Linked DNA regions of Homo sapiens: region 2 is linked to region 1. The links are chromatin contacts, found by Hi-C in ENCODE. All regions are on one chromosome and are shown on one strand. The core of a region is the stretch at or near the end of the contact, and the rest is flanking DNA. Distances in the headings are between cores, read along the strand shown.

The links. A loop is a pair of places that touch in the nucleus more often than their neighbours do. Pooled maps may share reads with other maps.
Region 2: a pooled map shows a loop between it and region 1 (12-fold over the local background). The contact joins the enhancer-like site here to the promoter of KIF6 in region 1. A Hi-C loop is called at or near these places in 7 of 37 single-sample maps with no recorded cell type and 5 of 50 pooled maps.

The regions. Positions count from the first base shown.
Region 1 is chr6:39,723,207-39,728,308 of GRCh38, forward strand. It overlaps KIF6 (kinesin family member 6), which reads right to left and starts at 2,202. Exons shown (of 23, transcript NM_145027.6): 1 at 2,039-2,202. The coding sequence starts at 2,104. RefSeq lists silencers at 1,923-1,992, 2,205-2,536, 2,243-2,442.
Region 2 is chr6:39,527,440-39,532,541 of GRCh38, forward strand. The region is part of intron 13 of KIF6 (kinesin family member 6); the gene reads right to left. Among named protein-coding and RNA genes, the nearest start is that of KIF6, 200 kb to the right of the region's middle. RefSeq lists enhancers at 2,938-3,077, 3,188-3,247, 3,268-3,347. Within about 2 kb of position 2,897, at least 3 of the 41 ENCODE cell types and tissues checked have a DNase peak (open chromatin) inside an H3K27ac peak, as active enhancers do.

The DNA.
Region 1 (5,102 bases), core at 952-3,451:
TTATTCCTGTTTTAAATACATAAATTATACGAGGCAAATGCTTAATCATGAGATGCTATGATATTCCACATAGACATATACCCAGTATATATATGGAACAGGAATACAACATTATTAATATGCCCACTCCATATACTCACAAATATGATCCAAATTGCCCTTGCCTAAATTGTCACTTTGAGAGGCAAAAAAGGTTTCCGAAAAGGGGATAGCTTTGAAATCAAAAATCCTTAATTAAAATTACAGCTCTGCTGTTCACAATAGCAAAGACATAGAACCAATCTAAATGCCCATCAGTGATAGACTGGTTAAAGAAAATGTGGTACATATATATACACCATGGAATACTATGCAGCCATAAAAAAGGATGAGTTCATGTCGTTTGCAGGGACATGGATGAAGCTGGAAACCATCATTCTCAGCAAACTAAAACAAGAACAGAAAGCCAAACACCACATGTTCTCACTCATAAGTGGGAGCTGAACAATGAGAACGCATGCACACAGGGAGGGGAACATCACACCCTGGGGCCTGTCGTGGGGTGGGAGGCTACGGGAGGGATAGCATTAGGAGAAATACCTAATGTAGATGACAGATTGGTGGGTGCAGCAAACCACCACGGCACGTGTATACCTACGTGAGAAACCTGTACGTTCTGCACATGCACCCCAGGACTTAAAGTATAATAACGAATAAAATAAATGTTCTAAAATTGAAAAAAAAAATTACAGCTATGCCACTCCCCAGCTGGGTGCCTTGGTCACATTATTTAACCTGAGACTCAGTTTCCTAATCTGTAAAATGCGGAAAATGACACCAACCTTGCAGGGTTCTTGTGAGAATGAGAGATAATGCAGATAAAGCACCTGTCAGGTGGCCATTTCTCAAGATACATAAGAATGACTATGCTCCCTTCTAGGCAGAAGAGAGGATGTTTTGAAATATTTAAGAAGCATAAAAAGTGCTGGGCGCGGTGGCTCACGCCTGTAATCCCAGCACTTTGGGAGGCCGAGGCGGGCGGATCACAAGATCAGGAGGAGATCGAGACCATCCTAGCTAACAGGGTGAAACCCGGTCTCTTCTAAAACCACAAAAAATTAACCGGGCGTGGTGGCGGGCACCTGTAGTCCCAGCTACTTGAGAGGTTGAGGCAGGAGAATGGCGTGAATCCAAGAGGCAGAGCTTGCAGTGAGCCGAGATCGCGCCACTGCACTTCAGTCTGGGTGGCAGAGCGAGACTCCGTCTCAAAAAAAAAAAAAAAAAAAAAAGGTGCATACAAAGTATCATTGCTCAGAGTCAGGGCAATGTCTTAACCTTCTTTATACCTTTCTGAATTTAGCACACTAGAGGAAGCACCTGGTAAATATTTAGTTAATTGTTTCTGAATGAAGTACACATGCGTATTCTTTGGGTCAGGATGCTTAAGCATCTACCTATATCTATTAATACAAGGAGTATATGTAAAGGTTCACGTTTATGTTGGAGAATAACAACAGTCAACTAATTACTGAGGCCCCACTGGGTGCAAAGTACTACATATGTGTATGCTTTGTGCATTTGTGTCTATCTATATTTGTATTATTTCAGAGGTACATAAACACGCATCTCTTGCTTGCACGTTTTGCCCGAGTGCCAAAATGTACCTTTGAGTGTATCTGCATGTGCGGTGCTGCGTGAGTTTCCCAGAAAGGTGCAATAAGTGCTTATGTGTAGTTGAAGCGCACACTATACAGGCATACTGAACATGCACTAGTCTGCCCCCGCGTGAACACGTGTGCCTGGGTGCAAAAAAAATGGCTCTCTGCCGGGTCTGCGCTGTGCCAGGTAGGAGTGGCCTGGCTGTCGGTCGCGTAGCTGACAGCAGTGCGCGGGGGTCTTCGCGGCTGCAGGGCTCCTCGGTCAGTGTGTGCGGGATTCCGGGCGGCCTCGGCGCCCACCAGCAAGCCCCTCACCTCCGCCCAGCCCCTTCGCGTGCCGCCGCCCGACCCCAGCCCAAGAGGCCCCGCCGCGCCGGCGCCCCGGAGGCTCCAGCCCGTACCCCTTGTTGGTGCTTCCGGACAGGGGGCTTCACCCTCGCGAATATCTGGATAGTCTGCTTCACCATCTCCTCCCTGGCTCTGCAATGACCCTTGACCTCTCTCAGGCCCGGGCTGCCAAAACTAACTCCCACCACCTCCGGCGACCCACAGTCTTAGCAACAGTAGCTAGGGACACTACCCAGTGAGCACCTTGGCAGCCAGGATCCCGCCTCCTCCCTCTAATTGGTCGCGACCGGAAGGAGGCCACTACGGGGCGGGGCTAGGGAGGGGAGGGCGGGGGTGGAGAGGAGAGCGCTGCGCATGCGCATGAGCGAGTGTCTGGGCTCTGGGTTTAGCGCCGGACCCGGCCTGGACCGTGTGGTTAAAGGGGAACAACCACCATGCCTTGCCCCGCCCCGCTCATTCACCCATTTTATTCTCCATGCCCTTGCCTTTAAAAAAAAATACAGCACTGGGCCGGGCGTGGTGGCTCATGCTTGTAATCCCAGCAGTTTTTGGGAAGCCGAGGTGGTAGGATCGCTTAGAGCCCAGGAATTTGAGACCAGCCTGGGCAGCATAGTGAGACTCCGTCTCTACAAAAAATACAAAAGTTAGCCAAGCGTGGTGGCGCGCCTGTATCCCAGCTACTCGGGAGGTTGAGGCAGGAGGATCGCTTGAGCCCGGGAGGTCGAAGCTGTAGTGAGCCAAGATTGCAGAACTGCTCCAGCCCACTTGGAGATCACAGTCTGAAGAAGGAGACAGATTTTTTTTTTCCTTCACAAGGTCTCTCAAGTGACAAGGAGACAGATTTTCAACAGGAAATCAAAACCAAGGAATACAAACTATGCCATGATGGAATTAGAAGTGGGGCTAGCTCTGTTTTGGAAAAGGATAAAACTGGATGAAGGGGACTGTTTCCCACACAATGGTCACGGCAAGAAAGGATGAGCTCTTCAAACACTGTTAGCACATGAAAAGATAGTCAACATTATTATCCACGTGGGAAATATAAGTTAAAACCACAATGAGGCATCACTATTCATCTATCAGAATGGCTTAAAAAAAAAAAAAAAAAAAAAAAGTGGCAACACCAGATGCTAGCAAAGATGTGGAGAAACTGAATCAGTTGCACTTTACTGGTAGGAATGTATAATGTAAAACATACACTGTATAAAGGTACAGCCACTCTGGAAAATAGTTTGACAGTTTCTTACAAAACTAAAGGTGCAACTACTCTAAGACACAGCAATTGCACTCTTGGGCATTTATCTCAGATGAATGAAAACGTGTGTTCACACAAAAACCTGCGCATGTGTGTTTATAGTTTTAGCACCTTTATTTGTAATAGCCCCAAACTGGAAAAAAAACCCAGATGTTCTTCAGCTGATAGTTTAAAATAACTGGAATACCATTCAGCAATTAAGAAGGAAGGAAGTGTTGATACACGTAACAAATTGGTTGAATTTTCGGGGAATTATGTTTCATGAAAGAAGCCAGACTCGAAAGCTAACTACCGTATGGTTCTATTACTATTGCCAGGGAGGTGTGCAGGGTATGGTTATAAAAGAAATCCTTGTGATGGGCTGTTCTGTATCTTGACTGTGATGGTGATCACAGAAATCTACACATGTGATAGCATTGCATAGAACAAATTACACACATGTTCAAATAAGCACATGTAAAACTGGCAAAAGTCACATAAAATTGAATAAGATTGATGGATTGTATCAATGTCAATTCCCTGATTTTTATATTGTACTATAGTTATGCAAAACATTACCACTGGGGAAAACTGGGAGATGGGTATACGAGTTCTCTCTGTATTATTTTTTACAAAACAAAAAGTTTATTAAAGACACCCTTTTTTCTTTCTTTCTTTTTTGAGACAAGGTCTTGCTCTGTACCCCAGGCTGGAGTGCAGTGGCATGAACACGGCTCACTGCAGCCTCAACCTCCTGGGCTCAAGCGATTCTCCTGCCTCAGCCCCACAAGTAGCTGGGCTTATAGACATGTGCCATCACACTCAGCTAATTTTTGTATTTTTTGCAGAGACAGGATTTCATCATCTTGCCCAGGCTGGTCTTGAACTCCTGAGGTCAAGCAATCCACCCACCTCAGCCTCCCAAAGTGCAGGGATTACAGCCATGAACCACTGCACCCAGCTGAAAGACACTTAAGAAAACAAAAAGACTAACTACAGATTGGGAGAAAACTTTTGCAAAACACGTATCTTGATAAAGGACTTGCATCCAGAATATATACAAACTGTTAAAACCTAATAATAGAAAAACAAACAATTCATTTGTTTAAGGTGAAGGGAGGGTGCAAAGATTTGAACAAACGCTTCACCAAAGAGGATCTATGGATGGCAAATAAGCACATGAAAAATATGCTCAATATCATTAATCATTAATGAAATGAAATTAAAACCACAATGAGATACCACTACACATCTCTTAGAATGGCGAAAAATAAGAAAATAAAACTGACAAAACTAAGTGCCGACATGGATGCAGAGCATCTAGAACTCTCAAACATCACTGATGAGAAAACAAGATGGACCAGCCACTTTGTAAAATAGTTTTGTAATTTCTTATAAAGTTATACACATACTTACCATATGACACAACAATCCCACTCTTAGTTATTAACCCAAATGAAATGAAAACTATGTTCACATAGAAACCTAAACATGAATGTGTATAGTGGCTTTATTCACAATTGCCAAAAACTGGAAACAAAGTAAATGTTCTTCAGCTGGTAAATAGATAAACAAACTGATATATCTATGCCGTAAAAAGGAATGAATTACAGATGCCTACAACAACATGGTTAAGTCTCACATTTATTATGATGAGTGAAAGATACCAGACTCACTGCGTACTTTATAATTCCATATATAATTGAATTATATATAATATATATCTAATTATATATATCATATATAATATGTTATATATGTTATATATTATATGTCATATATAATTATATTTATATCTGTATATATATATGACATTCGAGAAAAAAAAAAACTGTAAGGATAGAAAACAGATCAGTGGTTTCCAGGTGCTGAGGGTAGGAAAA
Region 2 (5,102 bases), core at 1,647-4,146, 200 kb before region 1:
GTTCCTTTAAAAATACCTCCCCAGAGCACAACTATCACCATAGCCCCTTCTGCTTTGGTGGTTCTCTTACAACCAAATGGAAAAAAAAAATCCCCTGGCTTGGCATTCAAAGATTTCTATAACATGACTCCACTTATTCAATAAAGAAAAGTAAGAAATTAAAACAATATGAAAGCATACAAAGTTAAAAGAAGTTCCCATCTATTCCTTTACTCCCTCTCCCTAAGGCAACCATTCTAGCAATTTCTCACTTATTTTTCTAGCCTTATTTCTTCTGATTTCCTGCACACCTCCAAAGCTCTGGCTAAACAAATATCCCTGCCAACTCTACACGGGTTTCCTTGTGTCCCTGCTCCCAAGACTTTGCTCATATTATTCTTTTTTTAACTTGTATTTTTAGTTGTAAATGGACAAATTATCATTGTATATATTTATGAGGTACAAAGTGATGTCATGATTTATGAATTCAATGTGGAATAATTAAATAACACTAACATATCCATCACTTCAAATACTTATCATTTCTTTGTGGTCAGAATATTTGAAATTTACTCTGTCAGCAATTTTGAAATGTACATTATTTATTATATTCATTATGCAGTACAATATATCTCAAAGTAAAAGACAACACTTCTCCCATCTAGTTGAGGCTTTGTACCCTTTGACCATCATCTCCCTATCCCCTCCTCCCAGCTTTTGGTAACCACCATTCTACTCTCTGCTTCTTTGAGTTCGATTGTTTTAGATTCCATGTATAAGTGAGAACATGTGGTATTGTCTCTCTGTGCCTGGCTTATTTCAATTAGTATAATGATCCCCAGTTCCATCTATGTTGTCACAAATGGCAAAAAGTCTTTCCTTTTAAAGGTTGAACAGTATCGCATTGTGTATCTGTACCACATTTTCTTTATCCATTCATCTGTTGATGGACATTTAGGTTAACTCCATCACTTGGCTACTGTAAATAATGGTGAAGTGAACATGGGAATGCAGACATGTCTTTGACATCTTGATTTCAAATCTTTTGGATACATATTGATTTCAAATCCAGAAGTGGCATTACTGGATCATATAGTAATTCTATTTCTAGTTTTTCTAGGAACCTCCATATAGTTTTCCACAATGGCTGTATTAATTTACATTCCCACCAACAGTGTACAAGGGTTCCCTTTTCTCCACATCCTCCCCAACACTTGTCATCTCTTGTCTTTTTGATAATAGCTATTCTGACAGGTGTGACTTGGTATCTTATTGCAGTTTTTAATTTGCATTTCACTAATGATTGGTGATATTGAACATTTTTTCATGTATCTGTTCATAGACTGGAAGAATTAATATTGTTAAAATGTCCATGTTACTAAAGTGATCTATAGATTCAATGTATTCCCTATCAGAATTCCAAAATCATTTTTCATTGCAATAGAAAAAACAAATTCTAAATTTCATATGGAACCACAAAAACCCCTGAATATCCAAAGCTATCATGAGTAAAAAGAACAAACAGCATGGTCCTAGCATACAAATAGACTCATCGACCAATGGAACAGAATAGAGAGCTCAGAAATGAACCACACATGTAGACTCAACTGATTTTTGACAAAGATGCCAAGAATACACAAGGAGAAAAAGAGACTCTTCAATAAGTGGTGTTGGGACAACTATTTATATGCAGAAGAACAAAACCGGATGCTTATCTCACACCATATTCAGAAATCAACTCAAAATGGACTAAAGAGTTAAACTTATCTGAAACTGAAAAATTACTAGAAGAAAAGATGGGGGAAAAAACTACATGACACTGATCTGGGCAATAATTTTTTAGATTTGACCCAGAAAGTGTAGGCAACAAAGGCAAAATTAGACAAATGGGGTTACATAAAAATAAAAAGCTTCTGCAGAACAATGTAAACAACAGAGAGCAGAGGCAACCTATGAATTGGGAGAAAATATTGTAAGCCATACAGCTGATCAGGGATTCATATCTGAAATAGATAAGATATTTATAAGAAAATCCAATAACTCTACAGAAAGAAAACCAATAATTCAATTTAAAAATGGGTGACCTGGCCAGGCGCAGTGGCTCATGCCTGTAATCCCAGCACTTTAGGAGGCCAAGGTGGGCAGATCACAAGGTCAAGAGATTGAGACTATTCTGGTTAACACAGTGAAACCCCGTCTCTACTAAAAAATACAAAAAATTAGCCAGGCGTGGTGGTGGGCGCCTGTAGTCCCAGCTACTTGGGAGGGTGAGGCAGGAGAATGGCATGAACCCAGGAGGCGGAGCTTGCAGTGAGCCAAGATCATGCCACTGCACTCCAGCCTGGGCGACAGAGCGAGACTCCGTCTCAAAAAAAAAAGGGTGACCTGATAGACATTCCTCTTAAGAAGACATATAAATGTTCACATTATTCTTTAAGACTGAGATGTTCTTTCTTCCATCTTTGAATGTCCAAATTCTGCCCATCCTTTGAGATTTAACTTTCATGTCACCTGCTCTGTAATGCTTTTCTCAACCTACTTATTAAATCCTCTCCTTCTCCTTTGAATTCACAGAGTATTTCTTCCAATTCCTGCTTAGAGCACTTGTTATTTCAGTCTCTGCTCTTTGGGTACAAAGCCAGCCTCCACTGTTTAAATGTAAGCTCCCCAAACCAGAGACCCATTCTCCGTTCACCTTGGCATTGCCTACAGCATGTACCCTGGTACCCTGGGCCTTTCTATATACACAGCAGGGACTCAACAAATTCTCATTGAGGAGGAGATAAGGGTCTGGAGCCTCCAGGCTACAGCTTTGGCTTTCATTTCACCTTTTAAAATGCCAATGGCATCATCTGTGATGAGTGGGTTCTGTTGGTATCTCAAAGAGTTAAAGGAGGTGGTGAGTCATCAGGGCTCTCAGAACACTGACTGGTTCCAGGTGACTATTTAGAATAGGCAGTCAGAAAACTAAAACAGAAAGAAATTTTTAAAAAACTCCAACCTTAAAATGCCTCCTATTTTAAAGTGAACAATACAACTCTTTCCAAACTACGGAGCGGAACAATCTCTCTCATTATTTCAATGAAACCAAAACAGACATTTAAACTCCAAAACAACAACAAAAAGCCCCAAAGCCCCTAACCTTCCTTGGCCATGTCAGGCTGCTTGCGCAATGACTCTGCAGGGCTCTCTAGGGAACCATGAATTCGGTTTCATTTTCTAATCTGAAGGGAGTTATTTTCAGCATAAATTGGTAAAGTGGAGGTGAATGGGAAATGAGAGAGGGTTGTCAAAGGGGAGACAGTTTCACAGCAGTTTCAGAGATGGTCAGATTTACTTACTTTCTGCATTAGAAGCAGCCCTAGGGACAGTTAATAGAAACTGTTAACACTGACATAAGGCAGAAATTCTTTCAAAACAACATACTTATTAATTTTTTTGTATTTGGTTTAGTTTATACAAGCCTCTTGTATATAAAATAATGGAATAATAAAAGCCTGATCAGCTCCTAGAATCTTAAATATTGTAATGAACTATCCCATTACCTGTTGCTTTGCCGCCTTGATTCATCCACAACAATTTTCATCCTATTTGTAGTTTTGCCAAAAAAAAACACATCAATCCCCAATCAATCCCTCCCCCAAATGGTGAGATCATTATCATTCCATTTGTGAGCCTACCTCTGCTTAAAGTTATTGGTAGAACTATATCCAATAACAGTGAAAACAACTCAAAAACCCTTTCAGATAGAAGTCTCTTCTTCAAAACTTTAACCTCATTTGTATTTGGACCTTACAAAAAATTTCCATTCTTTTTTCAATGATTTTCTATTCAAGTAAACTTTATTCATTCTCCAAACAAAACTCTAGTCTGTCTCAATAGCAATATCAAGGGAGGAAAAGAGTTACTGAAACTCTTGACTATAATTATAAGGAAGGAGAGTGATTATAAGATGCTGTGGGGAAGAAGAATTATGAGAAGGGAGATGGTGTGGGCAAGAAGACATAGAAATAGAAAAGGCCTGGCACACAACAAGGGGCTGGGCAGTGATATCTGAGGCCATTTCTGCATGGGTACAATAGTGTGTGCCTTTGGAAAAGGCCAGTAAACAGAGCTCCTCCTCTATCATAAGCCATGAGGTTCTAACATGAGTACCGATTTTATTTCAGCAGAGATGCCAATCCCATGCTCTCTATAGCCAACAATGTCAATTGGGGAAATTGTGGGGCCAGGGAAGGCACTCACGGTTCTTGTCTCCATGAAAAGCCTCACCAGCCACCCAGACACCAGGGGGCCAATCCTCACCCTTACCCCCAGCATCCAATCTGCCCCAGATCCCTGTCCACTCGACCTCATAAATGCTTCTGATGCCCCTGCCTCTCTCTCATCATCCCTGTCCTTTGGCCTGGACTTCTGCTATGGCCTCCTAACTTGTCATGCAGTCTTAGTGTCCTCTGTCAATCCCTTCTTCCCATGTCAATCAACCTGTCGTCCCAGCCTTTCACTCCCCAGATCCTAACCACACCTGGCTTTTGTACTTCCTAAAATGCTCCTTCCACCACAAAGGCCTGGAAAGCTATTCATGCCATTGATTCTCTCTGCTTGTAATATTCCTTCTAGCCACATTTCTACCTTCACCCCCGCTTTTGGGATTTTCCTGGTCTTAACCGGAGGTTGGCTTCCTGGTATGTGCTTTCTCAGTAATACAGACGTGTACTTCTGTAATCGATTGTTCAGTGGCTGTCTTCCCTGTCAATCTGTACATACTCTGAGGTCAGAGGCTGTATTTGTCCATGTATATTTTATTCTGTAATATGGAATAAAACAAGAACTTATAGGATAAAGATTAAATGAGTTAATCCAGGCAGAGAACTAGAATAGTACCTGATGTATATAAGGACTGTGTAAGCTGTGGCCATAGTAATACTAATTAGCACTATGCCTAGAACAAAGGATGTGCTCTATAAATTATTTGTTGAATGAAAGAGGAATGAATAAATGAATGAATAAATTAATGAATTCAGCAATCCAGATGGCCCCCTTTTCCCAACCAGCAAAGATGTATAGAAAACTATCACAGGGAGGAATTATTGATCTTCATTGTCTACTGCCATCACAATAAG